Regions from separate parts of the Homo sapiens genome. Here region 1 is linked to region 2. A link is an interaction called in ENCODE POLR2A ChIA-PET data of the cell type or tissue named here. Cell type or tissue: PC-9. All regions are shown on one strand. Each heading gives the region's core, and the rest is flanking DNA. Links, peaks and the distances in the headings are about the cores only.

Region 1 (15,242 bases), core at 3,835-7,834, 51 kb after region 2:
AAAACTAATCTGGCAGCAGTTTGTTGAGTCAGATGGGATTAGAATGAGAAAAACCTCATTTTGGTCTCAGCTCTGGAGGGGACCAAAGTCTGAGCCCACTGCCTTCGTGCTTCCCTGGCTCAGCCCTCACAACCAATTCCCCTGTTGTCCTTCTCATTTCACCTGGCCACCTGGTGCCATGACCAGTGACCACTGAATCCTGTCGCCTTGTGTGCACAGCCTATGGAGTAGTAACAGAACCTCATCTTTGGAAGTCATGATGCCTGGGGGGAAGACAGCAGCAGCGTGACTGGAGTTAATGTGAGGCACCCGACCTGTGAGGGTTAGAGGGTCTGTGACTTAGAAAGTGAATAAGGAGGGTACCTTTGATAGGATTAGGAATAAGGGGCTTAAGGCAAAATCAGGGCTAAGAATTTAAAACCCAAATAGTTCCCGGATGTGAGAAAACTTCGTGAGAATTTACTTTAGGATTTATCATCGGTTCCTCTCCACATCTCTTTTCCTTATATCCACAAACCAAACACACCCCTGCCGTTCCACATGGACACCATAAATAGCTCCTTTTAAAAAATTTGATTTTTTTTTTTTAAAAAGCGTTTCTGAAGGGCCAGGCATGGTGGCTTGCACGTGTAATCCCAGCACTTTGGGAGGCCTAGGTGGATGGATCACGAGGTTAGGAGTTTGAGACCAGCCTGACCAACATGGTGAAACCCTGTCTCTATTAAAAATAAAAAAAAATTAGCCAGGTGTGGTGGCATGCGCCTGTAATCTCAGCTACTCAGGAGGCTGGGACAGGAGAATTGCTTGAACCTGGGAGACGGAGGTTGCAGTGAGCTGAGATCACGCCATTGCACTTCAGCCTGGGTGACAGAGCAAGACTCCTTCTCAAAAAGAAAAAAAAAAGTGCTTCTGAGGTCCAGTGAAGGTATGAAGGAAAACTTGTGAAAGCACTTTTGTTTGTCCAGTCCTTGGTGAGATTAGGGGTGAGACCAAGGGTAAGGAGATCAGCACATGGGGCTGGGAAGGGCAGGTTCCTCCATTAACCTCTACCAGCCTGCTCTGCTCCTTTTTACACATTTGCGGTATTTGGTGTGTAGAATTTGCACAGTGGGTTATAAACAGTCTGATTATCTCAAATGATATCCATGCTTGATCTCTCTTGTTGGTAAAAATGGGGAACAATATTCTTGAGGTATTTGCTGAGAGCTCTAATTATCAGTACTTTAGCAGATTCCCATGACACCAGGAAATCTAGATATTTTCACATGCTTGAGAAAACATTCATGCTTTATTAAGCTACAAGCTGTACAGCAACATCTGGAAAGTCACTCAGATGGAATAAAACCAGGTTTTGGTTGAAACATCAGTTAATATTATGAAAGAATTATAAACATGATGTTCATGCCATAAACTTATCCGGTTCTTGCAGCAGCAGCTCTCTTCAGCTAATGAAATTTTCACAGAACTGATGATATCACTGAAAACTGCAAGGTGGTGACTGCTTTTGTGAGTGTGACCTCCCCTCTTAGCGTCTCCCACTGTCTTTGGGAGTGAGCACTGGGGAAGGAGGCTATTTTTGTGAACACTATCTGCTGCTTTCCATTCAGTCGTGGAGAAGTCAATTCAACTGTAAGCTTAAGTTCAGCATGGCATAATTATTATCTAAGCAATATTTCATCAAGGTGCATTTCTATTTAAGTGGGCTGAGGGCCACTTGGTTGTGTTTTCCACATATTTTATTTATGTTTGAGTCAGAGTCTCACTCTGTCACCAAGGCTGGTGTGCAGTGGCACGATCTCAGCTCACTGCTACCTCTGCCTCCCCGGTTCAAGCGATTCTTGAGCTTCAGCCTCCTGGGTAGCTCGTATTACAGGCATGTGCCACCATGCTTAGCTAATTTTTTTGTATTTTTAGTAGAGATAGGGTTTCACTCTGTTGACCAGGCTGGTCTTGAACTCCTGGCCTCGGCCTCCCAAAGTGCTGATTACAGGCGTGAGCCACCATGCCCGGCCCACATGTTTTAAATGACATATTTTAAATGACATTCCTAACTAATGCAATATTCTGATTTAGAAACTGAAGACACTTTGGCCACCTGGCCAAATCTCACATTTTAGATAGTTTTCAGGTAAATGGAGACTAACTGGCCTGCCCAGTGCACACAGCTAGGTGGTATCAGAACTCTGACCTTTTGTATTTTCACTTCCTATTTGGGTCTTTACCAAATAAGCAAAGCTTCATCTGTAAAACAGATGGAAGTCATTAAAAATCAGAGCATTCCTGTTGGTCCAGGGAGACAGGATGCAGATGATGTGTGGGAGTCTCATCAGCTCCCCAAGGCAGGGATTTATGAGGGCTCACATCGGAACCTTTCCTATTAGCAATTAAGAAGGTGTGTTCGTAATGAACAGAAAGGTGTGTTGGTGTGTGGATTTTTTTTTTTTTTTTTTTTTTTTTAAATCCTAGTCTCTTAGCTCAGGCTGCCATAACAAAATACCACAGACTGGGTGGCTCCAACAACAGACATTTAGTTCTCACAGTTCTGGAGGCTGGGAAGTCCAAGATCAAGGTGCTGGTATATTCGGTATCTGGTGAGGGCCCACTTCCTGACTTGCACGCCACCTTCTTGCTGTGTCCTCACTTGGGACACGGGAAGAGAGAAAGAGAAAACACATGCTTGAGTCTCCTTCTCTTACAATAATTCCATAAGGTGGGCTTCACCTTTGTGACCTCATCTAAACTTAATCAACTCCCAGAGGTGCCACCTCACATGGGGGTTAGTGTTTCAACATATGAATTTTGGGGGAAACGCAAACATTCAGTTCGTAACACCTAGTAATACCTTTAAAAAATGGGCTGTCTGGCAGAAAGTATGTTCTCAATTGTTGAGAAGATCCAGTGTATCAGTAATTATTATTCATACTCTCAAATATTCTAAGATGTAACAAAACATTTGAAAATATTCAGAGGTGACTAGATTAATAATTCGACTTTTTTCTACCTGCTTGTCCAGTTCATTAAGCAAATATTTACTTGAGCACCTCTTATGAGTCAGGCCCTGTGCTAGATTCTGTGCCAAAGGGATAATAAAAACCTGAGCTAGAGTAGCCCACATTTGGTGGCCAATGTTAAAGTTATATGCTGTTATTTTCTAACTATCATATTCAAATAAGTTTTATCAAGTTTCCTTCTGGTCGTGTCTTTCCTTTTGGATGAAATATTGTAAACATAGTACATAGAGAATACTATACTGAATACTTCAGTACTTGCATTTGGCCTTATCAGATTTTAATATTTGAAGGAAACAAGTCAAAATATTTTTTAATATAAGTAAATCTCTGTGAGAGTTGAAGGCTCCTGTGACCCCTCCTCATCCTGTGTCCTTACCATTCTATAAGTAACCACTATTGTGGATTTGGGATGTTTCATTGCCACATATGTTTTTATATGTGTACATATTATACATATTATATATGTATGAGTTTATGAGTAATGTAAGGTATATTGTTTTGAAACTTTATGAAAATAACAGCAAACTGTACATATTCTTTACTTTTTTTTTTTTTTTTTGAGACAGAGTCTCTCTTTGTCACCAAGGCTGGAGTGCAGTGGTGCGATCTCAGCTCACTGCAGCCTCTGTGTCCCAGGTTCAAGTGATTCTCCTGCCTCGGCCTCCTGAGTAGCTGGGATTACAAGCGCCTGCCACCATGTCTGGCTAATTTTTGTATTTTTAGCAGAGACAGGGTTTTGCTATGTTGGCCAGGCTGGTCTCAAACTCCTAGCCTCAGGTGATCTGCCTGCCTCAGCCTCCCGAAGTGCTGAGATTACAGGCATGAGCCACTGCGCCCGGCCTCTTCTGTACTTTAGGAGGAAAAAAAGCCACATTATTTTTTCCTTTTTGCTACATTCTGTAGTTCTTTTTTAAAAACCTAACATATAGCATTCCATTGAATGGTTATTCCGTGTGTGTGTGTGCGCGCGCGTGCGTGCGCGCGTGTATATATATATATTTTGTTTGTTTGTTTGTTTGTTTTTTGTTTTTCCTCCCTGCGGGGCATGGAGTTGCCCAGGCTGGAGTACAGTGGTGCAATCTCAGCTCCCTGTAACTTCCGCCTCCTGGGTTCCAGCGATTCTCCAGCCTCAGCCTCCCGAGTAGCTGAGATTATAGGCACCCGCCACCATGTCCAGCTAGTTTTTGTATTTTTAGTAGAGATGGGGTTTCACTGTGTTGGCCAGGCTCGTCTCGAACTCCTGACCTCAGGTGATCCACCTGCCTTGGCCTCTCAAAGTGCTGGGATTACAGGCATGAGCCATCGTGCCCAGCCTGTCCTACAGTGTCTTAGTCTGTTCTGTTGTCAGATATTTTTGGAGTGTTTCCAAATTTTCATTAATGTAAATAGCACTGCTGGTGAACATTCTTATACATGTCTCCTGACGCGTGTATGATGTGTATGTGCGTTTCTCTGGGGACATCACGTGAGAGTAGAATTGCTGTGTGGTAGCACGTGAGCGTCTTTCACTCCAGGGTTGTCTTCACCTTTACTCGATAGTACACATTGCTTTACACAGTAGTCAGATTACATTCCCTCTGCATTGTACTGGTGATTTTGTTGAGCTGCATCTTTTCCAGTATTTTGTATTGTGAAACTTTTGAGTTTTTGCTCATCTGTTGATGTAAAAGTGATACCTTATTGTTTCTAACTTGAATGCTGCATTTTCCTGATTGGAGTGAGGTTGAATATCTTTTCACGTATTTATTGGCCTTTCAGGCTTTTTCTTTTTGAGCTGCCTATTTATAACATGTCCTCTTCCTTCCCTCCTTCTTTATTGGTGACAGGGACTCAGGTTCAGAGAAGTAGATTAATCATAATCCTTGATTCACAACCCATTATTATCATTTGTGTTTGCATGGCCCTTTTATTTGCTTTATTTATAATATAATGAACACCTACGAGCTCATCAGGTTCTGAGACATTACCAACAACTTCCTGTGCTTCTCCTCACTCCGTCTCTCGGCCTCTTCCCTCTTTATATATGCTACCTGAGCTTTATTATTCCTTATCTAGTTCTCTTTGTGGTCCTCTGGGGCCTTGCTTTTCTTATTCTCCATTATTATGATTTATCCAAGTTGTTGTGTTGGCTTTGGTCTCATTCCTGTTCTTTTGTAGTGTCTGCTCTGTTTTGCTTATGGGGGATTTTTTTCTTTTGTGTTTTTAGTTTCACTCTGTGAACTCCTTTTCAGCTGAGCTTTCTCTGTAGGAGTCCTGGGGAATGTGGGTTGAAGGTGTATTAAAAATACAAGGTAGTTGGCCAGGCGAGGTGGCTCACTCCTGTAATCCCAGCACTTTGGGAGGCCGAGGCAGGCGGATCACTTGATGTCACCAGCCTGGCTAACATGGTGAAACCCGTCTCCACTAAAAATACAAAAATTAGCTGGGTGTGGTGATGCATGCCTGTAGTCCCAGCTACTCTGGAGGCTGAGGCAGGAGAATCACTTGAACCTGGGAGGTGGAGGTTGCAGTGAGCCAAGAGATTGCACCACTGCACTCCAGCCTGGGCGACAGAGTGAGACTCTCTGGAAAAAAAGAAAATGTGTGTGTATGTATGTGTGTGTGTGTGTGCATATATGTGTGTGTGTGTGTATATGTGTGTATATATGTATATATGTGTGTGTGTATATATATGTATGGTAGGTGTTTCAGTTCACAAAATACTTAGCAATATTGGGGTAAAATATAACACACACATATATATATATATATTTTTTTTTTTTTACAAATGTACAGTTGTGATTATAAATTCTGGAAAGAATACCCAGGATGTGCCAGTGAAGAAAGAACAGAATTTCAGAGCAATATCTTAGGAGTTGAACTTGCATCAGAGTGAGAAACAAAATGCCTGGAGCCTTAACAGTTATATCTAGAAAAAGAATGGGGCCTTGAAAGGAGGAGTTGGACCTGGGATCTCCCCGCATAGCTATTTAGCCAAAAATACAAAGAAGTTTGTCCATCTCAGCCTGGACTCAGAGTAGGGAATAAAAGTACTCAGATCCCCTCCTAAAATGAGAAAGTATCAGCCTGCCCTCACTTCTGAGGCTTCATGTGTATACTGCTCAACTGTCCAGGAATCACCAAGTCAGGGAGTTAACATAATGCGGAGCCATGGATCCTCCTCTGCTGAGGCGCCTTGCAGAAACAAATCATCCGTGCCTGTGTACGTGCCTTCCCCCTTAACAGTAAGCTTCTTGACCTTTGTACATTGATACGTATTTGTGGAATGAAGAAGTGAACAAGTAGAAACACATAGGCATTCTTAACAGAATCTAAAGTTCCACCTGCAAAGTAGGTTCAGCACCTTAAAAAATAAAGTGTAGAAGGGACATTATTTTGCCCAGTAAAATGTTTAATTTTCAAACAGTTCTACTATTCTTAAAATGTTCTGCAGATCACAGACTGCAGTGATTGAGTAGCCTGCTGTTGTGTGTGTTGTGAAGGATACAAAGACTGCCAAGTGTTTTACCCTTCGGGAGCTGTAAGTGTAGGGGAGGGACAGGCTCGAACACAAATAATTATGGTGGAAAGTGCAAAGTAAGTGCCACAGGAAATTTACAGAGCGGTTATGGTTTTGCAGAGGTTGTGAGTGATTCATTTCACTTCAGAAATTTGTTCATTGAGAGAACACTTAGTAGAGCTTCTTGTGTTGTCAGCATTAGGAGGATTATAAGAATACCTAATATTTATTGTGCACTCACTCATGATTAGGCAGGCAACATTTTATGTCAATCTTTGCAACATAATGTTAATTCTCACAACATTCCTATGAAGAGGATCCTATAATTATCTCCATGAAATTTTTTTTATTGAAATGTACCACATATATATGTGCACTTTTATGAGTATACAACTGGTTAGGTTTTCATGAGTCACATTCACCAGTGTAAGTAGCATCCAGAGCAAAACAGAACATATACACACTCGACAAGTGTCAGGGCTTCAAAGCCCCCAAGAACCATAATCTTGACTTCTAGTAGCAGATTTTTTGGGATTGGTTTTTGTGTTTTCTGGAAATTGAGTTATATGGTACATATTTTGTTATGTTTCATGCTATTGCATGTAGTTTGGGATTGTTCATTCCCATTGCCATTGAGTATTCCATTATCTCCATTTTACAGATGAGGAATGTTGAGACTGAGATGTTAAAGTAGCCCAGGATCATGCAGTAACAAACATGTTACAGTACCATTTAGTGTTTTTTGAAACATGATTTTAATGTTCTTGTGGTGTTCTATCATGTAAGTATAGGACAGTGTAACCAGTTCCCCTTCTGATAGACATCTAGGTGGTTTCCAACATGTTATCACTCATACTTTACCATAAAAATTCAATATTTAAAGTACGTTTTGAGGTTTCCAGCTGCTTTTGCAGTTGACTATAGTCAGTTCCATATAGTGTGGCAGCTAGTGAAATATTAATTTCCTTTGTGGCTTTCTTTGTAAGGTAGCAGCTGCCGGTCAAGGGTGGCCTTTGTAGTTTTTTTCCTTAGAGACAGGGTCTCACTGTGTCACCTACGCTGGAGTGTAGTTACACCATCATAGCTCACTGCAGCCTTGAACTCCTGGCCTTAAGTAATCCTCTTGCTTTGGCCTCCTGCAGCGCTGGGATTACAGGTGTGAGCCACCATGCTATGCCCATTTGAGTTTTGATATGTAATCTACTTGCCTTTTGAAAGTGCCTTGTAAGAGTACTACTAGTGTGTTTACTTTTTTACCTTTTATCCTACGTTTGTCTTTTTATACCTCCTCTCCCTTTTTCCTACAAAACTTCCTGTAAGGAGATCTTGGTTCTGCTGCAGTCAAAAATTATATTTTTTCCTTGAGGGTTAGCTCTGCTCTTTGGCCTGCTAATGAGTCTTACAGGGTCTCTGTGGGTCCTTCAGAGGAGATATATTTTTACGAAACATTCTCCGGTGCAGCAGTTTACAAACGCAACTTCTGGAGTGTGAGCTCTTTGAAGGTAGGAGCTGTGTAGTATTCACGTGGTGCTTGGTACGTAGTAGGTGCTCAGTAAATGTGAGGTGACTGGATGAGGAGCTGCTGGAGCCTCAGATTTTTATTTATTTTTTATTTTTTTAATTTAATTTAATTTTTTTTTTTTTGGAGACAGTCTCACTCTGTTGCCCAGGCTGGAGTGCTGTGGCGTGATCTTGGCTCACTGTAACTTCTGCCTCCCAGATTCAAGCTATTCTCCTGCCTCAGCCTCCCGAATAGCTGGGATTATAAGTGTGTACCACCACCTCCAGCTAATTTTTGTATTTTTAGTAAAGATGGGGTTTCACCATATTGGACAAGCTGGTCTCAAACTCCTGACCTCGTGATCCGCCCACCTCGGCCTCTCAAAGTGCTGGGATTACAGACATGAGCCATCATGCCCAGCTTCCTTTTGATTGACCTTTACAATATTATGTTTTTTTGCTTTTGGGAACATGATTAATTTTTAGACTTCTCAAACAGAAATAGAAGACCTAGAGCTATTTGTTTATAATTTCCCCCCCTTCTTGTAGTAGAGGAGGAATTATTTAGTAATGTGATAGAAAATAAGTTTATAATAGTTTTGTAAAAATATTAAGTTTCTTCTATTTTCTCCATTCATTGAACATTTGTTGAAACCTTGCTGGGTCCCATGCAATAGGGATAGAAAGATGAATATAATTAATCCTTGCCCTTGGGGAATATATAATCTAGTGGGAGAGACAAACACACGTGTACTTACCCATTGTGGTAAAATATATTTATATATCTGTGAGCATTTTTTTTAAAAGCGTAGTGGAAGGAGACACCTGGGAGGTTGGGAGGAGGGCCCTCCTGGAAGAGACAACAACGGAGCTTCCTCTTAGAGGAGGTACATAATTCCTCCTCAGTCTGGTACCCAAATACTGGTTCATCTCTTTTTTTCCTTATTTCTTTTTTTTTATTTTTCTTTTCTTGAGAAGGAGTCTCACTCTGTCGCCCATGGCTGGAATGCAGTGGTGTCATCTCGGCTTAACTGCAAGCTCCGCCTCCCAGGTTCAAGCGATTCTCCTGCCTCAGCCTCCCGAGTAGCTGGGATCACAGGCGCCTGCCACCATGCCCGGCTAATTTTTTGTATTTTTAGTAGAGACGGGGTTTCACCGTGTTAACCAGGATGGTCTCAATCTCCTGACCTTGTGATCCACCCGCCTTGGCCTCTTAAAGTGCTGGGATTACAGGCGTGAGCCACTGCGCCCGGCCTGTTCCTTATTTCTGGAATGCTAGTACTGGCCATAGTTATAACATTCTATGATTTCTAATGTAAAAACCTCGTTCTTGTCTTTTCCCTCATGCCATAGAGCCCTTCCACGGAGGCTTGTTGATTTTAGCTCTGAAATGATTGTAGGATGTAGTTTTCCTCTTTCTCTTCCCTTCTCTCTGCTTACATTGCTGTCTCCTTGGTTTGGAAGGACAGTGATGGAAATAATCTTTGTGTTTGAAGCATCCGGCCTGGAGCATGGCATATCATGGGGTTCAAAGTTGTTAAATCAAAAGGAACTGAATAGCCTGTAACTGGTTTTCTCTCCTCTAGTGGCCTTTTCCTTTCATTTAATTCTATTCAATGTCCTCAAAGTTATTCAATTTTTTTTTTCTTTTGGTATCACTTCTGTGTTTAAAATTCTTCCATGACTCCTTATTACCCTCCAGATGAAGATCCAACCTCTTAGCCAGGTCTTTACACTGACCCCAGCATGCCTTCTATGTTCCTCACCCTTCCACTGCCACCATTTTACTGTGTGCATGTCTGGAGTTGTTTGTTTTTCTCATGGTCCAACGTACCCTCCCCACTTTGTTTTGTTTTGTTTTGTTTTTGTTTTTTTGGAGATGAAGTAGGCTGGAGTGCAGTGGCACTATTTCTGCTCACTGCAGCCTCCGCCTCCCAGGTTCAAGTGATTCTCCTGCCTCAGCCTCTGGAGTAGCTGGGACTACAGGTGCGCACCACCACACCCAGCTAAATTTTGTATTTTTAGTAGAGACGGGGTTTCACCATGTTGGCCAGGATGATCTCGATCTCTTGACCTCGTGATCTGCCCGCCTCAGCCTCCCAGAGTGCTGGGATTACAAGCATGAGCCGTTGCGCCTGGCCAGCCAACACGCCCGGCCCCCTCCCCATTTTTTATTTGTCACTTCGGTCTGATGTTTTGAGATCCAGTCTTAACCCTGCGAAACCTTCTCTGCCTTTCCCAGAAAGAGTTAATTGTGCCCTCTGCTATGTTCCCTGAGGGTCTGTACAGTCAATCTTTTTTAGTGGCATCCCATCTCATCTAGCTCATCCCACCCCAACCCATCCCATGCCATCTCATCCCATCCCTCTCCTCTTTGTCCTGTTTCCCCATTTCATCTGTCTCTTACATTTTCCTCTGCATTTCTGATTAGATCGAGGACCAAGAATTGTGACTGATGCTTCTTTGTCCCCTGTTCAGGTGTTTCTTAAGTGGCAGATGAATAGTTCCTCCCTGTACTCTCCTGTAAACATACTTTTTGCTTTTACATCTCTTCAGTTTTGCTTTTACTTTTTTTTTTTTCGTAAGGGATACATTCTTTCAGTAGCTTTATTTAAATGTAGTGTGTGGACCGTTTGTTGTGACCTTCTTTGAAATTTTCTCTGATCATGGCAGCCCAAAATATCGGTACCTGCCTCTGAACCATCTTCGTTGTCTCTGGCTGTGTTACTTATACAACACCTGCTATTATTATTTGTATTTTTGTTTTATATGTTTCATCCCTCCTTAGATTATAAACTCTGAAGTTAGAGGTCATCTTATAGACAATTTTGAATCTTCTGTGTTAAAAAATATAATTTTGGCCAGGTGTGGTGGCTCATGCCTATAATCCCTGCACTTTGGGCAGCCTAGGTGGGTGGATCACTTGAGTCCAGGAGTTTGTGACCAGCCTGGCCAACATGATGACTTTGGGCAGCCTAGGTGGGTGGATCACTTGAGTCCAGGAGTTTGTGACCAGCCTGGCCAACATGATGAAACCCCGTCTCTACTAAAAATACAAAAGATTAGCCTTGGCTGGGTGCAGTGGCTCACGCCTGTAATCCCAGCACTTTGGGAGGCCAAGGTGGTGCATTACGTGAGGTCAGGAGTTTGAGACACTCTCTCTCTCTCTCTCTCTCTCTCTCTCTCTCTCTCTCTCTCTCTCTCTCTCTCTCTATATATATATATATATATATATATATATATATATAGACTTTTTACCCCCCCACGCTTGAAAAATGTGCTACTTCCTTTAGTCTCCATGGTTTCAGATGGGAAATCCATTGTTCGAATTGGTGTTCCTTACAGATCATGTATCATTTCTCACAGCCTGCTTTCAAGCAGATTTTTTTCTTTGTCTTTAGTTTTCAGAAGACTAGTTATTGATGTTTACCATTGATCCTAGCCTTGGCCTGAATTTCTTTTTGTCCTTTTTTTTTTCTCTTCGAGATGGAGTCTCACTCTGTCACCCAGGCTGGAATGCATTGGTGTGATGTCGGCTCACTGCAACCTCTGCCTCCCGGGTTCAAGCGATTCTCCTGCCTCAGTCTCCTGAGTAGCTGGGACTACAGGCATGCATCAGTATGCCTGGCTAATTTTTGTATTTTTAGTAGAGACGGGATGGGGTTTTGCCATGTTTGCCAGGCTGGTCACAAACTCCTGACCTCAAGTGATCTGCCTGCTTTGGCCTTCCTAATGCTGGGATGGCCTCTCTTTGTTTATTCTGATCATAAATTTGCTCAGCTTCTTAAATCTGTTTATGTCTTTTACCAAATTTGGAATGTTTTCAGCCATTATTTCTTTGAATATTCTTTTAGCCCTATTCTCTTTTTCCTCTTGGGGCTCAATGATACAAGGCTGGATGTTTTGCTGTTCCACAGGTCTCTGAGGCTCTGCTTATTTTCACAGCCTGTTTTCTATTGTTCTGATAGAGTGAATTCTGTTGTCTTTCCTCAAGTTCAGTGATTTTTTTTATCCTGTCATTTTCATCCTACTATTGAGCATATCAAGTGAGTTTTTGTTACTGTACTTTTCAGTTGTATAATTTATATTTGGTTTTTAAAATAATTTCACTTCTGAGATTTTCTAGTTTCTCATTTGTTTCAACAGAATTTATAATTGATTATTGAAGCACTTGTAAGAGGGTTGCTTTAAAATCCTCATCAGATAATTTCAACATCTGATTTATCTCAGGGTTAGGGTCAGTTTTTTGGCTAAAATGGGAATTTGACTTGGGATTTTCCTGGTTCTTGGTATGGTGGGTGATTTTTGACTGTATTCTGGACATTTTGCCTATCTTTTTTTTGGGGGGGTGCGGGCAGTGGGAATGTTCTGAATCCCATTTAAATCTTTTGTTTTAGCAGGCAGCCACCCAGTTAGTCTTAGCACACAGGTCCTGCCCTACATTTGTGGGCTGTGGTTCCAATGACAGTTTAACTTTCAGAGCCTTTGTGGTGTTTGTCTGCTTGGTGGTTAGATGCCGCTAGGGCTGCCGTCTCATTTCCCCCTGCTGTTATTGCTGGCTGTGGAGGCAGAAGGGATTTCCCTAGGCTGGGCTACTAGGTGTCTCCCAGTGGGGGAAACGTAGTCTCAGGACCCTGGAGACTGAGGGACTTTCCTGACTGTGGCATAGTCCCCCTTCCTGTGGGGGACAGAGAGCTCTTGAGCCAGACACTTGTTGAGATGGAATCTCTCTACCTGTGCCCCACGGTTTTCCTCATGTCTGTGTGCAATGGAAGGGCGTCTTAGGCCCATGTGACCAGAGAGGCTTCCTGGGCCAGGTCACTTGTGGCTGGGGAGTCTTGTGTCTGCCCTATTGCATATGTCGAGGCTCCCCTAGTTATTGTTGGTGGGGCTTTAGGTTGGTCCTTCTTTTGGATGGTGTAGGACTTATCTGATGTGAGGGGGACTCGTGTTTGATCTGGGTCATAGGAATGAGCCTACCTGAGCTGCCTTTTGTTCTCATGTCATGGGTTGGGAAATGGTGGGTCTGGGTGACCACTTTGCATAGGGGGATGCAAGATACTGTTTCACTGAGCTGTTCTTCCATTTTTGGGGTCACAAACTGGTTTGTTTTCTTCTTACCATCTTTCAGAGTTCTCCTTTGGTTATCTCCTCTGCTATTTCCAGGGTTTATAGCGCTTAGTAGGGAGGAGCAGAGAGACATAGTTTTCTATGCTGTCTTGTGCCTTGTCATTCATTATTTTTTTCCTTTTTCTTTTTTGACACAGCGTCTTACTCTGTCACCCAGGCTGGAGTGCAGTGGCACAATCTTGTCTCACTGCAACCCACGCCTCGTGGGATTAAGTGATTCTTGTGCCTCCCAAGTAGCTGGGACTACAGGTGCCTGACACCATGCCTGGCTAATTTTTGTATATTTAGTAGAGACAGCGTTTCGCCATGTTGGCCAGGCTGGTCTTGAACTCCTGGCCTCAAGTGATCTGCCCACCTCTGCATTTGAAAGTGCTGAGATAACAGGCGTGAGCCACCGTGCCCAGCCTTATTCATTCTTAGATGTTGGAATTTTAAAAAGCAATGAAAAATGTCAGCAAAATTTAGCATTTATTTTTCTACGTTCAGTAAAACATATCTCTCAGGGGTCTTATGGAGGTAAGGAAACATGAGAACCAGTTAGGTTAAATGACTGGTCCTGGGGCTCTATTGGTCGTTAATTACAGAACACAGACTAGAGTTAGACTCCTCTTAATGAATCCACTATTTGTTTCTTTGTAGCAAACTAAGTTGAAGACTTCTCTATAAGAAAAGAGAAGAGAACCATTGCTGTGCTGTAATGCTCTGGGCTTTATAATGTTAACACACAAAATAATTTATATATCAAGTGGAAAACCTCTCAGAATACAGGAAAAGAATCCAGTGTTCAATTATATTAAGAGTGAATAACATGCTGTGTTTGTTCCAATTTTAGTATTCATCATTTTTTGTAAAGTGTAAAATAACATACCGTCTGTTTTTTACTATAAAACATTTGAATGGCCTTATAAAATGTTTCTTGCAAAAGAAAGTTCTCTCACTGGTTATCATCACCATTTGTATTATACTTCAAAGAGAGTAAAGAATATAATGAAGGTTGGTGGCACCACCCAAGCGAATTAATCTCATAGCTTAGCATTATGTGGGACTTTTCATCAGGTCATCGCTGTTTACTCCACAGACATCAGATACCTCTCAAAATAGTTCTCCATGAAGCTTTTTTTCCTCTGCTGCAGAGATGGAGAAATGGAGAAACCCAGAAGTTAACTGTTAAGTTGTTTGTAATGTTTTTTGAAGTCCCCAGGGATTTTACAGAAAATGGAGCCGGAGTTGAACTCATCCCAAAACTCTTTGGATGTCTGGGATGGGAGGCATTGATTTCTCTCCCTGAGGCACAGCAAGAACTAGGCAGAGTAAATAGGACTAAACACTGGCCCTGTTTAATGTCGCTTGAGTAATGATGCTTGAGTAATGATGACTGACAGGTCGGAGGAGTGGGGCGTATGAGGATGGACTGACTCTGTTTTTCTTCTTTCCATATGGACTTATTCCTTTTGCTTCTACTTTTGTTTTTCCTTCCTGTTCCCTACTTAATAGTCTTGCTGAAAAATATATCTGACCTGTATTGAAGAATGGAATTAAACATACTGGGTTTTGGAGAACTTTTCCCATCACTCATAGTAAAACTCCAACATAGGTGATCCATAGGCTAAAATGAGATGTTCAGAAGTTAGGGTGAAGCTTCTTAAAAAAGTGATAGTGTGATGATGGTTGATTTTGCAAACTTGTTTTCTCTAAAGCATAATATAGCTGAGCTATGATCCTAAAGGTAAGGTGGTAGGTAGTATTAATGCCAGCAATGTACTGACTGTTTACTGGCTCAGACTCAAAGACTGTTAGCATTGGGCAGGGCCCCCTTTGGACCATGTTTGTAGCCTCTCTGTCCTCAGCAGAGTGTCTCTACAATATAAATAGTGGTATTTGTGTCTCGTAGTTACTTGTAATGAAGCAGCCTGTTGTATTGCAGGTGGCCAGCTCTGCTTCGCAGGAAACCAGCTCTGCCTCCCTGTAACTTCTACTTACACTGGTTTTTTGTTGGGTCTCTAGGACCATGCAGGGTGAATCTAATAATTGTTCTTGTTAATATCTGTCAAAATTCAGAACAGATGTTGTGACTTTACCTTCTCAAAGTTGTTTCTCATCAA
Region 2 (15,242 bases), core at 3,771-7,770:
TTTGGCTGTCTTTATGTTTACTGTTTCAGAGAAATATTCTTTTGGGGAAATTTCTTAAGTTGCCATTACATTAAACCCACTGAGATTTGGAAGACTAAAAATAATTTTCCTATTTTGTAAACTTGAGCCTTGGTTTCCTTTTTTTTTGTAAAATGGGACTGATACAGAAAGCCTTGAGGAATAAATAAAATGGTGTGAAAGTGTTTTGAAACACAAATGTAAAATGGTTGTGTAGACACTACTGCTGGTTCAGCCAACATTCCTTTTCCCCTCTGACAATCCAGATTTCATTCAAGTGTCTGCATCCTTTTCAGATGACTCAGGGGAAGGCATTTCAGGGTAATTCTGATTAATCTAACTCAGTGGTTCTCAATCGTAGCTGCTCAATAAAATCACCTGGGGGAACTGTTAAAGCAGTCAGGGTTAAGAAACTATAAGTCCGTTATGATAAACCCATTTTCTGGGTTGGTAATTATTAGAAGAATGAGGTTGTATCCCAGTTCTGACCAAGGAGACGTGACAGGAAGTCTGGGTACTGCAGGGGGAGGCTTCCTTTTGTCATAGGAGACGCGAAGAAGGATGGTTTTCTACTTTTCTGTATTCTCTCATGATGCCTGGGACTGCTACCCACTATCTTGGGCCTGAGGGTAAGTGGCATAGCGCGCTAACTGAATCTGGGTTCTTGATGCTGTTGGGAGACCTGTGGGATTTTCTATGCTTTGAATGTCTTGTTAAATGACATAAGACAGTTTTGAGTTGGGTTTTCTGCTACTTAATGCCCTAGGTTTTTTATTTATTATTATTTTTAGATTTTTAAAATTTTATTTGAGATGTGAGTCTCGCCCTGTTGCCTAGGCTAGAATGCAGTGGTGCAATCTTGGCTCAGGGCAACCTCCGTCTCCCGGGTTCAAGTGATTCTTGTGCCTTAGCCTCCCAAGTAGCTGGGATTACGGGCACGCGCCACCATGCCCAGCTAATTTTTGTACTTTTTTTTTTTTTTTTTGTAAAGACAGGGTTTCACTGTGGTTGGTCTTGAACTCCTGGCCTCATGTGATCCGTCCACCTCGGCCTCCCAAAGTGCTGGGATTACAGGTGTCAGCCACTGCGCCTGGCCTTAATGGCCTAATTTTGATAAAGTGGTGTAATTGTAAATTTTGTGATTATGCTCCCATCAAGTGGAATTTAGAGAGATACAGAAAATAAAATGCTATTTTAAAAAGTTAATAAATTGCAGGGTAATTTTTTCCCGAATGGAAAGGAATACTCATCTACACTCTTTGCCTTGAAGAAGTTACCATAGAGCCCCTACAATTTGGGGCATCACCTGGGATAAGTCCAACTGTCACTTGGGGCTTTATTACAGTGGCTGGTCTCCAGTGTGAATGTAGACCGGCTGTGAAAATAATTACAATCAGACTTGAGCCAGGGTGGGGACCCAGACAGGCTTGAAAAGCTTGAAATGCTTTACTCACTGCAGGTGGTCTTTGACTCCATTTAGAGTTGTTCCTATTTAGAGCTTCCCACCAGGCCACCAGCTGAGCCATGGTTATTTAGAACAGATTTTTTACTAGCCAGTCAGCAATCTAATGTTCTCAGTGTCTTTTTGTCACATTGCCTTTCTCTGTCCTCCCATCTGCTGGGGTTCCTTTGACCAGCTCCTTGTCGCTGTGTTGTTGTTGTTTTTTTTTTTTTTGAGGGGACTAGGGTACATTGTAGACTTTTGGATAAAGAATACAGAGAGGAGGGTATTTTTGTGTTTAATCTTTAAAATAGCTGATGGAATATAATATAGAAGATTAAGAGCATAAGCTGAGGTACTAGCCTGGCTGGGTTCATACCCAAGCTCAACCACCTGCTAACAGGGGATCCTTGCTCAAGCTGCTTAGCTTTTCTATATCTGTGTTCTCGTCAGTAAAATAGAAATTGTAGGGCTGGGCGCGGTGGCTCACGGCTATAATCCCAGCACTTTGGGAGGCCGAGGCGGGCGGATCACGAGGTCAGGAGATCGAGACCATCCTGGCTAACACGGTGAAACCCCATCTCTACTAAAAATAAAAAATAAATTAGCCGGGCGTAGTGGAGGGCACCTGTAGTCCCAGCTACTCGGGAGGCTGAGGCAGGAGAATGGCGTGGACCCAGGAGGTGGAGCTTTCAGCGAGCAGAGATCGCGTCACTGCACTCCAGCCTGGGCAACTGAGTGAGACTCTGTCTCCCCCCCCCAAAAAAAATTATAATACGACCTACTATATTGGATTAAAAGTAGGATTTGTTAATACATGTAAAGCATTTAGTATAAGTGCTCAAAGGTTAACAATTATGATGACATAACTAAATTACAGGCATATATTTTATTATCAAGGCCCTGTTCTTGCCTCAAAATAGCTGTTCTGCACCCTAGACCAGGTATCTAACCTTTTAGTGTTTATTACCCCTAACAGTATATTTCTCCAAAGCACCATTACCAGTGACCAAGAAGAGAGACAAAATTGTCAAACCCTGGAAAGGCTTCCAAATTTTGATTGTAGTTCGGGATGCTGGAAAATCTTGAAAACACATTGGTGGCTGGGCTCAGTGGCTCACGTCTGTAATCCTAGCACTTTGGGAGGCCGAGGCGGGTGGATCACTTGAGGTTAGGAGCTCAAGACTAGTCTGGAGAACATGGTGAAACCCCATCTCTACTAAAAATACAAAAAAAAATTAGCCGGGTCTGGTGGCAGGCGCCTGTAATCCTAGCTTCTCGGGAGGCCGAGGCAGGAGAGTTGCTTGAATCCAGGAGACGGAGGTTGCAGTGAGCTGAGATCACGCCATTGCACTCCAGCCTGGGCAACAGAGCGAGACTCTGTCTCAAAAAAAAAAAAAAAAAGAAAAGAAAATACATTGGCAAATCAGAGCTCAGTGGTATCTTGGGAAAATATTTTCTAGAATTTATTTTTGATTCACAAAGATTTGAAGATAAAGTAGAATGTGTTGCTAAGGTCATTGCAAAACTAGTAAGCAATCTATAGTCGAGGTTCAGGCAGTCAGCAGCAGGCCTTTCCTCCAAGTGACTGATAAGGAAGAGTTGATGACAGAGTTCATCTCAAGGTATTGACATGACAATATAAGTGACTGCAGCCTTCAAATACTTCAAATTACAGAGATACTTTTTGAGGACGTGAACTCAAAATTAGGGTTTCTAGCGTCTGACATGCTGGAAATCCTAACAGCTTGTATTTGCTATGGTAAATTCACAATAAAAGAAGACGACCAGAGACATCCCTAAGAGGGATTTTCCTAAGAGCTGTTAGGTAATCCTGTTCTCTACAGTGGAATACTCAAAAGTGCTCTGGACAAATTCCCAAAGAAGCTGTTTTGAATTCTGTGACTTCAATAGCTGTTTGTCACCTTATATCTTGGGCTTTTTTTTTTTTTTTTGACGGAGTTTCGCTTTTGTTGCCCAGGCTGGAGTGCAATGGCATGATCTTGGTTCACTGCAACCTCCGCCTCCCAGGTTCAAGCGATTCTCCCGCCTCAGCCTCCCAAGTAGCTGGGATTACAGGCGCCTGCCACCACACCCGGCTAATTTTTGTATTTTTTGTAGAGATGGGGTTTCACCACATTGGCCAGGCTGGTCTCGAACTCCTGACATCAGGTGATCCAGCTGCCTCGGCCTCCAAAAGTCCTGGGATTACAGGTGTGAGCCACTGCGTCTGGCCTTACTGGGTTACTTTTTTTTTTTTTTTTTTTGAGACAGAGTCTTGCTCTGTTGCCCAGGCTGGAGTGCAGTGGTGTGATCTTGGCTCACTGCAACCTCCGCCTCCCAGGTTCAAGCAAGTTTCCTGCCTCAGCCTCAGCTGCACACCCTGTAGCTAGTATTATAGGTGTGTGCCACCAGGCCTGGCTACGTTTTGTATTTTTTGTAGAGATGGAGTTTCACCATGTTGGCCAGGCTGGTCCTGAACTCCTGACCTCAGTGAATTCAGAGAGATTAGTAGCTTGTCTAAATCACAATTTGTCATTGATGGAGCTGGAATGTGAACCTAGGTTTGTCTTCACTCCAAAACCCTGAACCACAGTAATGAGCTGTCTCTGTAAAGGGGTGTAACCGTGGTCTTCTGCTAGGGAAGTGATAATCGATCTTGATTATCTAGAGTGTGTGTACATTTGATCTAGTTAGGATATTCTTTTTACATTAGTATGATGACTGATTTAAATTTTGTTAAATTTTAAGACCCCTCTGGGGCCATTATTATAATTTAAACTGATTGCTAATTTGTATTATGAGTACAGTATAGACATTCCAAGGTCGGGTTGATTTAGTATCCATTACAAGACACAGACCTCCACTCTGTCTCTCTCAATCTCCACCTTCCTCTTTTCCTCCCCATTCCTTGTCCTACCCTTCAGTAGAGTAACTTTTAACTTATTCTTTTAGTATTAGGCTTGTTTTTCCTTTGAAAAGTTTGAGATACTTTAGAAATATAAAAAGATAGTCTCACAATAAACATTCATTTATTTTTCCCCCTCCCCCCAGCTTAATGAAAGCATCTTGTATACCCATTCTTTTCCCCAAGGGGTAGGACCTATCTCAGATCTGGTGTTTATTGTTCCTAGGCATTTTGATACAGTTGGGCACATCCATAAACAATATATAATGTGTTTGCATGTGTTTAAACTTTATATAATGGTTTCATCCTATACTTTTTTCCCTCTGAATATATTTGTGAGATTCATCCAATTGGATGTATGTAACTTTATTTCATTTAGTTCAACCTTTTTTTCCTACAAGTGACATTTAAAAGGACTTTGTTAATTGATGTTCTATGATGATGTACCTTCTACCTATGCATTTTTTGGATGATAAAACTAAATATATTTAGGGAATATTCATGATGAAAGCCTTATTGAAATTTGTTTTATAAATTTAGGATACTAGCTTTCAAAACAGTCAGTAATTAATAAATCCATGAATCTTAAAGACATTTAACCCATTTTCTTTTTGGTATTTTGTTACCAGCCCAGCATGGATAATCAGAGTAAGCCAGTTCATGTCTCAGGACTATATGAGAACTGGTTTGAGTCAGAAACAAAAAATCTTTAAAAGCCATTTTGCTTCATTGAAATTAGACTTCTGATTAGAAAGAGAAAAATGATGTTTGTATAAACACAATGTACATGGAGAATTCTGGTAACTGTCAAGCTAGTTGGGGCAGATGAACATGATTTTCAGGCAGGGACTGGATGGTATCTTGTGGTAAGCCCCAAAGCAAACACTGGCAGGTCTGCTTCCCTTACTTATCCTAACACAGGAATGTAATTGCCAGGGGGATGCTTTTGTATTGAGAAGGCCTTGATATTGTTCTCTTTATAAACACATACACACACACACAGAGAAAAACACCAGACACTTTACATTCTAAAGGCAGGCATCTTGATATCGTTCTCTTTACACACACACACACACACACACACGCACACACACACACACACACACACACACACACACACACCAGGCGCTTTGCATTCTAAAGGCAGGCATCTCTGTAAACTCTGAGATGGACTGGAGTCACACCCCAAGTTGCTGCCATAGCTAGGCCTGACTCCCTGGTCCAACTAGAATTTCCTCCCTGTGTTTCCTCAGAAAGACATTAATCCAGTGCCACTTAATATTTCAACGGTGAGTGTGATTTCTCCTGACTTGTTGACTTGTTTACCCACAGGCATCTTCTACCCTCACTCTTGGTGGCAAGTCATGGTGAGATGTGTGGCTGGAAGAACTCAATTTGGCCACAGCAGTGTCACCTCAGGTCAGAATACAGGATGTGGAATGGTCTCTTAAAAAAAAAAATGAGTGCTTTCTTTTCTGACTGTAAAGTTGGCCTCACCGTTTATTAGCTGTGTGACTTTGGGCAAGTTATTTAAGCCTTCAGTGCCTACATTTTTCTTTATTAGTAAAATGGCCCTAGTAAGAACTCTGCCTCACTGGTGGTGGTATTTAATCCTCACATTACATATTAAAAGATCTTAGGACTCTGCTTGGCTATGGTAGGTGCCTATTATTTTTATTATTATTATTAAAATAACTATTTTCCTTTGGTTGAACTTGAGCACAGTTGTGGCTTTACCCATAGTTACAGGAGAAATAGTCTGTGAACACTTTTTTTTTTTTTTTTTTTTTTTTGAGATGGAGTCTCGCTTTTGCAGCTCAGGCTGGAGTGCAATGGCACAATCTCGACTCACTGCAACCTCTGCCTCCCGGGTTCAAGCGATTCTCCTGCCCCAGCATCCCGAGTAGCTGGGATTATAGGCACCTGCCACCACGCCTGGCTAATTTTTTTGTATTTTTAGTAGAGATGGGGTTTCACCATGTTTGCCAGGCTGGTCTTGAACTCCTGACCTCAGTGATCCGCCTCTCTCGGCCTCCCAAAGTTCTAGGATTACAGGCATGAGCCACTGTGCCCAGCGCATGTTTTTTTCTTCCAATCTAATCATATTTTGAAGCACAGAGCTGAATATAGGCCTCTCATTTATACATAGGAGAAATCATCCATAATAGTGTTGAAATCTGATGTATTACTGAAAGCCTTTTTTTTTTTTTTAAAGTTTTGGGGACAAAGCCAGAAGTACAAGGGAATACAGTGTCCTTGACATGACATTACATTTATTTGAGAATCGGGCAGATTCTCTGCCATACTGATCGATAGTTTTTTTTTTTTTTTTAATTTTTATTTTTGGAGACAGTCTCACTCTGTCACCCAGGCTGCAGTGCTGTGGCATGATCTCGGCTCACTGCAACCTCTGCCTCCTGGGTTCAAGCGATTCTCCTGCCTCAACCTCCCGAGTAGCTGGGATTACAGGCGTGCACCACCATGCCTGGCTATTTTTGTGTATTTTTAGTGGAGATGGGGTTTCACCATGTTGACCAGGATGGTCTCGAATGCTTGACCTCGTGATCCACCCGCCTCAGCCTCAAAGTGCTGAGATTACAGGTGTAAGCCACCGCGCCCAGCCGATAGTTTTGTTTTTATTTTGTGAAATGCGAATCAAAGGCAGCACAGCAAACATACTAAAATAGATAGGTCTTTGAAACCAGGTTTACTTACTGTGTGACCTTGGGCAAGTTGTTTAACTTCTCTGTGCCTTGATTTCCTCCTCTGTAAAATGTGGATAATAGTCAGCTGGGCACAGTGGTGCACGCCTGTAATTCCAGCACTTTGGGAGGCTGAGGCGGGCGGATCACCTGAGGTCGGGAGTTGGAGACCAGCCTGACAAACATGGAGAAACCACATCTCTACTAAAAATATAAAATTAACTGGGCATGGTGGTGCATGCCTGTAATCCCAGCTACTCTGGAGGCTGAGGCAGGAGAATCGCTTGAATCCGGGAGGCAGAGGTTGCGGTGAGCCAAGATTGCGCCATTGCACTCCAGCCTGGGCAACAAGAGTGAAACTCCTTCTCAAAAAAATAAATAAATACATAAATAAATAAAGTGGATAATAGTTACATGTTTAAAATGTTGCAAGGCTTAAATTATTTTTAAAGTACTTAAAAAAATTGCCTGAACCATAGTGAACTCTCTCTGTGTTTGCTAGGCGTAGAAAAAAAATTAAAAATATATTCAGTCATCACTAGAACAACCTTATTTATGACAGTGGTGGAGTGGTGTCATCTTGTCACTGAACTCTAGCTATGGTGGGCTAGTTGCTAGAGGTTTGTGAGAAGAAACGTGTATATTAGTGCAGAAGAGTTCTAGTGCAGGAGACAGCAAATTTATTTAAAAAGCAATTACATTCACATTGTTGAATCAGTATGGGATGCGATGACTGTAGTTAACAGGACTACCTAGTTTGGGGGTTCCAAGAAGACTTCAAGAAAATAAAACTTCTAGGCTGAGACCAAAAGGAGGGATCAGAGCTTTCCCTGCTGAGAGTGGGGAAGAAGTATTCTCCAAGTGCAGGGAAAATGCATCTGAGAGGTCAGAGAGAGCACATCCTGTGGATGGAAAAATGGTGCTCAGGTGGGCCAGGGAATCTGCATTGAGGATAAGAATGGTGCTGTCGAGGGGGTGGGGGAGGGTCAAGAAGGCCCTTGGAAAGCAGGTTGAGGGCTTTACTCTAAGGACAGTAGGAAGTGATCGAAAAGTTTTGTGTAGGGGAGTGGTGTGAGTTGAATTGTTGTAGAAAGCTTTCTCGGAGTGCAGTTGTGCAAATGAATCGGAGGAAAGCAGGACTGGAGGTTGGGGGGTCAGTCATCCAGGCCAGAGACTTTGGTGGCAGAAGAGGAGTCAAGACTTAGCAGCTGCAGGCTATAGGGGGTGATTGGGTGTGGGGGCTGCCCTGACACCTCAGGTTCTGGTGTGGGCTGGTGAGTGCAGTTCACTGAGGTCCTGCCACAGCAGCAGCTTTTGTGGGAGAGAGGATGAGTTTTTGGTTTTGGATGTGGAGGGCAAGGTATTTCGTAGTAGCCAGGAGACATGTTCAATAGTGTGTTTCTTTTATGGGTGTGTATTTCAGGAATGGGGAATACAGCTGGAGATAAAGATTCTGGAGACACACCATATGGATGGGAAACGATGCCATGCAGCTGAATACCGAGGCTGCCGAGAGAGAATGTAGAGGGAGAAGGCAGGGAGAGGGTCAGGGCAAATCCGGAGGAACTCCATCTTTTAAGGGGTAGGTGAAAGAAGAACTTGAAATCTGAGAAACAGTAGCCATTGACAGAGAGATGGAAAACCAGGAGAGGGTCTCAAAAGCCAAGGAGAAAGAGTGTTCAGAGAGCAGGAGGGAGTAGACAAGGCCATGCCACAGAGAGGTCAAGTAGCTTGAGTCAAGGTGACATTGTGTTGGCCACACACTGTCATTGGTAATAGTGGGAGAGTAGTTTAGGTGGCCAAGCAGAACTGGGAGCCTGCTTGCAGAGGGCTGAGAAGGGAGTGTGAGGAAAGTCAGTGAACTTGGGTACGGATAGCTCTCCTAAATTATTTGGCCTGCCATCCAAATACTTCAAAACATTCAACCCTGTCTTCAAGCAGGCTTGACCCTGCTTAGCATCTGAGATCAGACAGGGTTGAATGTGTTCAGGGTGGTGTGGCTGTAGACCCAGATTACGTGGTCAGTGGGAGAGGAGGAGATGGAAGATTCAGGGGTCCATCTCAGAGCACAAAGTGTTTGTTTGTTTGTTTGTTTGTTTTGAGACGGAGTCTCGCTGTGTCACCCAGGCTGGAGTGCAGTGGCGCAATCTCAGCTCACTGCAAGCCCCGCCTCCTGGGTTCACGCCATTCTCCTGCCTCAGCCTCCCGAGTAGCTGGGACTACAGGCGCCCACAACCACGCCCTGCTAATTTTTTGTATTTTTAGTAGAGACGGGGTTTCACCGTGTTAGCCAGGATGGTCTCCATCTCCTGACCTCTTGATCTGCCCGCCTCGGCCTCCCAAAGTGCTGGGATTACAGGTGTGAGCCACTGTGCCCGGCCTTTTTTTTTTTTTTGAGATGGAGTTTCGCTGTTGTTGCGTAGGCTGGGTGCAGTGGCGTGATCTCGGTTCACGGCAACCTCCACTTCCCAGGTTCAAGCGATTCTCCTGCCTCAGCCTCCTGAGTAGCTGGGATTACCGGTGTGCACCACCACACCTGGCTAATTTTTTGCATCTTTTTAGTAGAGATGGGGTTTCACCATGTTGGTCAGGCTTATCTCGAACTCCTGACCTCGTGATCTTCCCGCCTCTGCCTCCCAAAGTGCTGGGATTACAGGCGTGAGGCACCGTGCCCTGCCACAAAGTGCTTCTTATTTATTTATTTAATTATTTTGAGACAGAGTCTCACTCTGTCGCCAGGCTGGAGTGCTGTGGCGTGATCTTGGCTCACTGCATCCTCTGCCTCCGGGGTTAAAGCGATTCTTCTGCCTCAGCCTCCCGAGTAGCTGGGACTACAGGCATGCACCACCATGCCCAGCTAATTTTTGTATTTTTAGTAGAGACGAGGTTTCACCATGTTGGCCAGGATGGTCTTGATCTCTTAACCTTGTGATCCGCCCGCCTTGGCCTCCCAAAGTGCTGGAGTTACAGGTGTGAGTCACTGCGCCAGGCCTGCTTTTTTTTTTTTTTTGAGATGGAGTTTTGCTCTTTGCCCAGGCTGGAATGCAGCGGCGCGATCTTGGCTCACTGCAACCTCCACCTCCTGGGTTCAAGTGATTCTCCTGTCTCAGCCTCCTGAGTAGCTCGCTTGCCACCACTCCCCGTTAATTTTTGTATTTTTAGTAGAGACGGGGTTTCACCATGTTGGCCAGGCTGGTCTTGAACTCCTGACCTCAGCTGATCCGCCCACCTCAGCTTCCCAAAGTGCTGGGATTGTAGGTGTGAGCCACCGTGCCTGGCAGCGTGCTTCTTAATATAGAAGGTGGGATTCATATTCTAGGTGAAGAAGTGGTGGGAGGGTGTACCTTTCACCTGTTTCATGACAGAGGAGATGGTAAATGATGTCTACACACTCAAATTGTAGATTTATGGCAGGACATCGAGGAAACTGTCAACTGATGGATTTATTTTCCCTGAGGTAGATGACAAGATTCAGTAATTCTGTTTTAATCTCTCCCCCACCACATTCTTTTTCTGGTTGATATTAATACTACATGACTTGTAAGAGTGGTTTTCCTCATAGTCTGTTTGAACTGAGTGGGATGGCATACAGATGTTAAGCTGAGAAGAGGTAATGGGGTTAGGGGAGAAAAAGGAGTTAAATGTTTGGGTAAACAACCCTCATGATACCCAGAAAGGCCGCTGTTTCAGGCTTTATTTCACACTTTGTTCTGTTGCACTTAAAAGACCCAAACGGTCCTTCATCTTTTTTTTTTTTCCCCCAAAGTATTAAAACCGATTTTCTCTTTTATCTCACCGGAGTCATGCTGATTCTCTTTGGATGTCTACAGGGAATAAAATGCCTCTGGCAGCACCTGGGAAGATTGTAGGACTTCCAAGTGTCTGCCTCTTTGTCCAAGAGAAGAGGAGGAATAGAAATTGTAAGAGTTAAAAATGGAATAATTATCTATTATCTAAAAATATCTTCTCTTGCTCTTTTCTAGCTAACTACTTAGGTTCAACCTAGTTGAAGAAACAATGCCTAGAAGAAATAAATGCTTACAAAAGATACCCATCAGTGGGTGGTATGCAGATAGCCCTTGTCTTCCCTTCAGGGCTGGACACCCTGACCGCCATGGAGGTGGCCACACAGCATCCCTTCAGGGATGTGGAGTGTGGAGACCTTCAGATGCTTCAGAGGGAGGATATGAGTGGAGAAGTTCTTTGCATGTGTTTCTAGAGCTAGAGTTGGTGTCCTGTTTTTTTGTGGAAAGGATAGAGTTTAAAAATTAATCTGAACTTTTTCTTCCCCTTTCTTCAGATTATTGTTATAAAAATACTATGGATGCTCATTTATTTCAGCTGTCAGTGAGAGGAATCAGACTAAAACCTTGTTGAAGCAAAAGAAAAAAAAAAGAAATTTTGGCTTGTGGGTGAAGACTGAAGACTAAAGACCTTTCTTACTGCACTGGGAATTCCAGAGAATACTGACTCTTTTTCCCTAGACCAGTGGTTCTCAAATGGGTGATTTTGACTGTCTAGAGACAATTTTGGTTGTTACTTTAGGGAGATGCTATGGTTTCTAGCGGGCAGAGGCCAGTGATGCTGCTAAACACCCTGCAGTGCACAGGACAGCTCCCCTACAATGAAGAATGATCCAGCCCCAAATGTTCGTAGTGCTGAGGTTGAGAAACTCTGCCTTAGAAATAGGGAGCCCATGTAATCTAAACCCAGATACTCTTGAGAAGTACAGTTATGCTAAGACAATAACCATGAACTGGAATTGCTACAAGTATACCTGGACCTGTGGTTGCTCTACATAAAGGCCTTATCAGTCCTGGGTCACTTGCCCGGCATAGACCAGTCACTGAGATGTGGTGGATGTTGTACTTTGGCCAGCCTGAATCATGTGCCTACCAGTCGGGTGAAGAAGTGGGCAGCAAGTGATTGCTCGGACAGAATGCCACAGCTCACAACAAAGGGTATAGAAACTAGTAAAAAAAAGCTGATGTCTTGTACCAAGTTTTAGTTTTAGAAAATAAGATCTGGAGATCTGTATAATATGGAGCATATGATTAACAATATTGTATACTTACAATTTTCCTAAGAGGGTAGATCTTATATTAAGTGCTCTTTCCACAAAGGGAAAAGAAAACAAAAACAAAATGATACAGGGAGTGGGAGGAAACTTTTGGATGTGATAGCATTGATAATGATGGTGGCTTGATGGTTTCACAGGTGTATGCTTATCTGCAAACACATCAAGATATGTACATTAAACACACAAAAAGCAGTAGATAGGCTGGGCACTGTGGCTCAGGCCTGTAATTCCAGCAATTTGGGAGGCTGAGGCAGGAGGATTGCTTAAGGTTAGGAGTTTGAGACCAGCCTGGGCAACATAGACCCTATTTCTAAAAACAGGGTTGGGGGCGTGGGGGCACACACCTGTAGTCCTAGCTACTTGGGAGGCTGAGGTGGGAGGATTGCTTGAATCCGGGAGATTGATGCTGCAGTGAGCTGTGATCATGCCACTGTATTCCAGCCTGGGCAGCAGAGTGAGACCCTGTGTCTTAAAAAAAGAAAGCTGATGTCCTATACATAAGATAACTTTTACTTTTGAAACTCACTTTATTAGACCTGTTTTGATCTGGGCCTAGGGACTGCACATGGCAAAACAAATGAGGACTATATGAAAACAGTCAAAATAAGTATGCCTTCTATTTTTTTCCCCGTTGCTTGGTTGATTAATTTTAACCATAATAGAGGAGGTGAGAGAGATGAAATTGGCAAGAGGGTGGAAATGAAGACTGTGATTCCTGTAGCTTGCCTGGATACAAGGACAAGGTTGTTGGCACAGTGAGGTATCTATGCCTTATAATAGAACCCCTGACCAGAGGAAAAAATTTAGATTAAAATACTTAATATTTATAACACCTTAGCTTGTTGTAGGCCAAGAAAATATTTAAAGAATTAAATAGCAGTTTACTGGCTTAATTTAAATTTCTGACACTGATAGTTCTCCTATTTATTTTTGAAGAAACAAAGCATTGTTAAGAAAAACTAATTTTTGTGGGTATCATTAATCCAGCAGAATGGATTGAATAATTTTACATTCTTTTTACCTTTAAACAAAGAAAACATTTCTTGAATGGAAATTAGAACATATGTATTTTCTAATTTTGTATGTTCTTGATTTAATTTTAAATTTGAAATCAATTGAGAAATCCTTTAAGCATCTAGAAAAGTTGTCTAAATTATTTTCTTCTGAAACTGTATTATAGTCTCTGGAAATATTTTCCATCTTTCGAGTTTATTGTGTATGCAGGATAAAATCCAACGTAAGGATTTGACAGTAGGTAGCTATTTGCACTATTTTCTGTTCATTGCAATAAGAGAACTGAGACGGTCAAACTAAATATTTGTTATGTAAACTCTGAAATCTTTTAGAATCGACTGTTGTGGCTTAATTGATACTGTCTAAAAGGCTTGAATGGCTATGCAAATTAACCTGTTGATGAACAGCCATGTATCCAGAAACAGAATGTATCACTTAACCACAGCGAACAGTGTTTTGTTTGCAATAAGATGGTTGAGTGCTTTTTGGCAGTGTTTACCTGAGTGTGGCAGGACTGATTTATCTTGACAAGCAAAGAACAAAAAGATTTTAAAAAGTGCTTCTTTGTCCAGAAAACAAAGAGGCAACTTTGTAAAGACCTTTGTATTTTTTGACCTTAAAATTTTCATTCCAAAAGCTTTAAATTTGAAAGTGTAGTTTTGAGTCAACACAGTTTCTCGGTTTAATGTATGCAGTGAGAACAAAATGGAAAGGAGTGGAGAGGGAGTTGTACCATGGTGGAAGTGAATGCATCAGGGAGCATTTGACCCTTGGAAGGTGTTGGAGGGTCACCTAGAATGAAGGGAGGTGTTTAATTTCTTTCTGACTGTGGCGTCAGTTTAATGAATGCATACCAAAAGTCAGAGTGTACATTAGGAAGAAAGAATGGAACGGGATTAATACATAATTCAGCTTTGTGTGTGTGCATTGTGTTTGTGTGTGCATAATCTAATCGTAGTTTACATATAACTAAATTAAGAGGGATTGGTGATGATTTCTTTAAAGGGAATAGTCATCACCCAACCTATTTGTTTTGTGTGCATTAATATCCGTTTTTATGTGTTGGATTTGCTTAAATGGAAGTACATATAAAATATCTTTTTTTTTTTTTGGGGGGGGTTGTAATCTCACTCTGTAACCCAGGCTGGAGTGCAGTGGCGTGATCTCAGCTCACTGCAACCTCCGCCTCCTGGGTTCAAGCGATTCTCCTGCCTCAGCCTCCTGAGTAGCTGGGACTACAGTCACGCACCACCACGCCTGGCTAATTTTTGTATTTTTTAGTAGAGATGGGGTTTCACCATATTGGCCAGGCTGGCATCAAACTCCTGACCTCGTGATCCGCCTGCCTCAGCCTCCCAAAGTGCTGTGATTACAGGCGTGAGCCACTGGTGCCCGGCCATAAAATATCTTCAATTTAAAACAATGAGCTTTGGAGGGCTCATTGTGGGCAGGTCGCGTGAGGTCAGGAGTTGGAGACTAGCCTGATCAACATGGTGAAACCCCATCTCTGCTAAAAAATATAAAAATTAGCCGGGTGTGATGGTGCGTGCCTATAGTCCCATCTACGTGGGAGGCTGAGGCAGGAGAATCTCTTGAACCCGGAAGGCAGAGGTTGCAGTGAGCCCAGATCTGGCCACTGCACTCCAGCCTGGGCAACCGAGTGAGACGCCACCTCAAAACCAAAAACAAAAAAAACAAACAATGAGTAGATCACTATTGTTTTAGATTAGAGATGTTAGATTTTAATTGACCTGATATATAAGTTTAGCTATTGTTAAACATTATCTGAGAAGTACTAAAACAAGTTTACTGGAATTAATGATAATAATGGTGGTGTTTGTAGTAGGAGTAGATAATAGTTGTTGTTTTTTTTTTTTTGAGACAGAGTCTTGTTCTTCCACCCAGGCCAGGGTGCAGTGGCGTGATCTCGGCTCACTGCAACCTCCGCCTCCTGGGTTCAAGCAATTCTCCTGTCTCAGCCTCCTGAGTAGCTGGGATGACAGGCGCATGCTACCACGCCTGGCCATTTTTTTTGTATTTTTAGTAGAGATGGGGTTTCACCATGTTGGCCAGGCTGGT

What was found. ChIA-PET counts read pairs that join two places held together with the same protein. Peaks named below come from ENCODE experiments on the same cell type or tissue, not always from the same donor. Only the 100,000 strongest peaks of a DNase experiment are listed, where the experiment ranks them.
Region 1: POLR2A ChIA-PET joins it to region 2 with 7 read pairs; 17 of 35 experiments call an interaction of 5 or more read pairs at or near these places.

What each region holds. Positions count from the first base shown.
Region 1 is chr4:147,787,560-147,802,801 of GRCh38, forward strand. All of the region lies in intron 1 of ARHGAP10 (Rho GTPase activating protein 10), which reads left to right. Among named protein-coding and RNA genes, the nearest start is that of MIR4799, 13 kb to the left of the region's middle. RefSeq lists an enhancer at 12,610-12,909. In PC-9, for the core only: no CTCF peak of the experiment used is centred there; a DNase peak (open chromatin) is centred at 6,272; H3K4me3 peaks cover 492 bases; H3K27ac peaks cover 2,578 bases.
Region 2 is chr4:147,736,341-147,751,582 of GRCh38, forward strand. All of the region lies in intron 1 of ARHGAP10 (Rho GTPase activating protein 10), which reads left to right. It also overlaps the pseudogene RNA5SP165. Among named protein-coding and RNA genes, the nearest start is that of ARHGAP10, 12 kb to the left of the region's middle. RefSeq lists enhancers at 1,718-2,443, 5,568-5,617. In PC-9, for the core only: no CTCF peak of the experiment used is centred there; DNase peaks (open chromatin) are centred at 5,251 and 5,661; H3K27ac peaks cover 1,237 bases.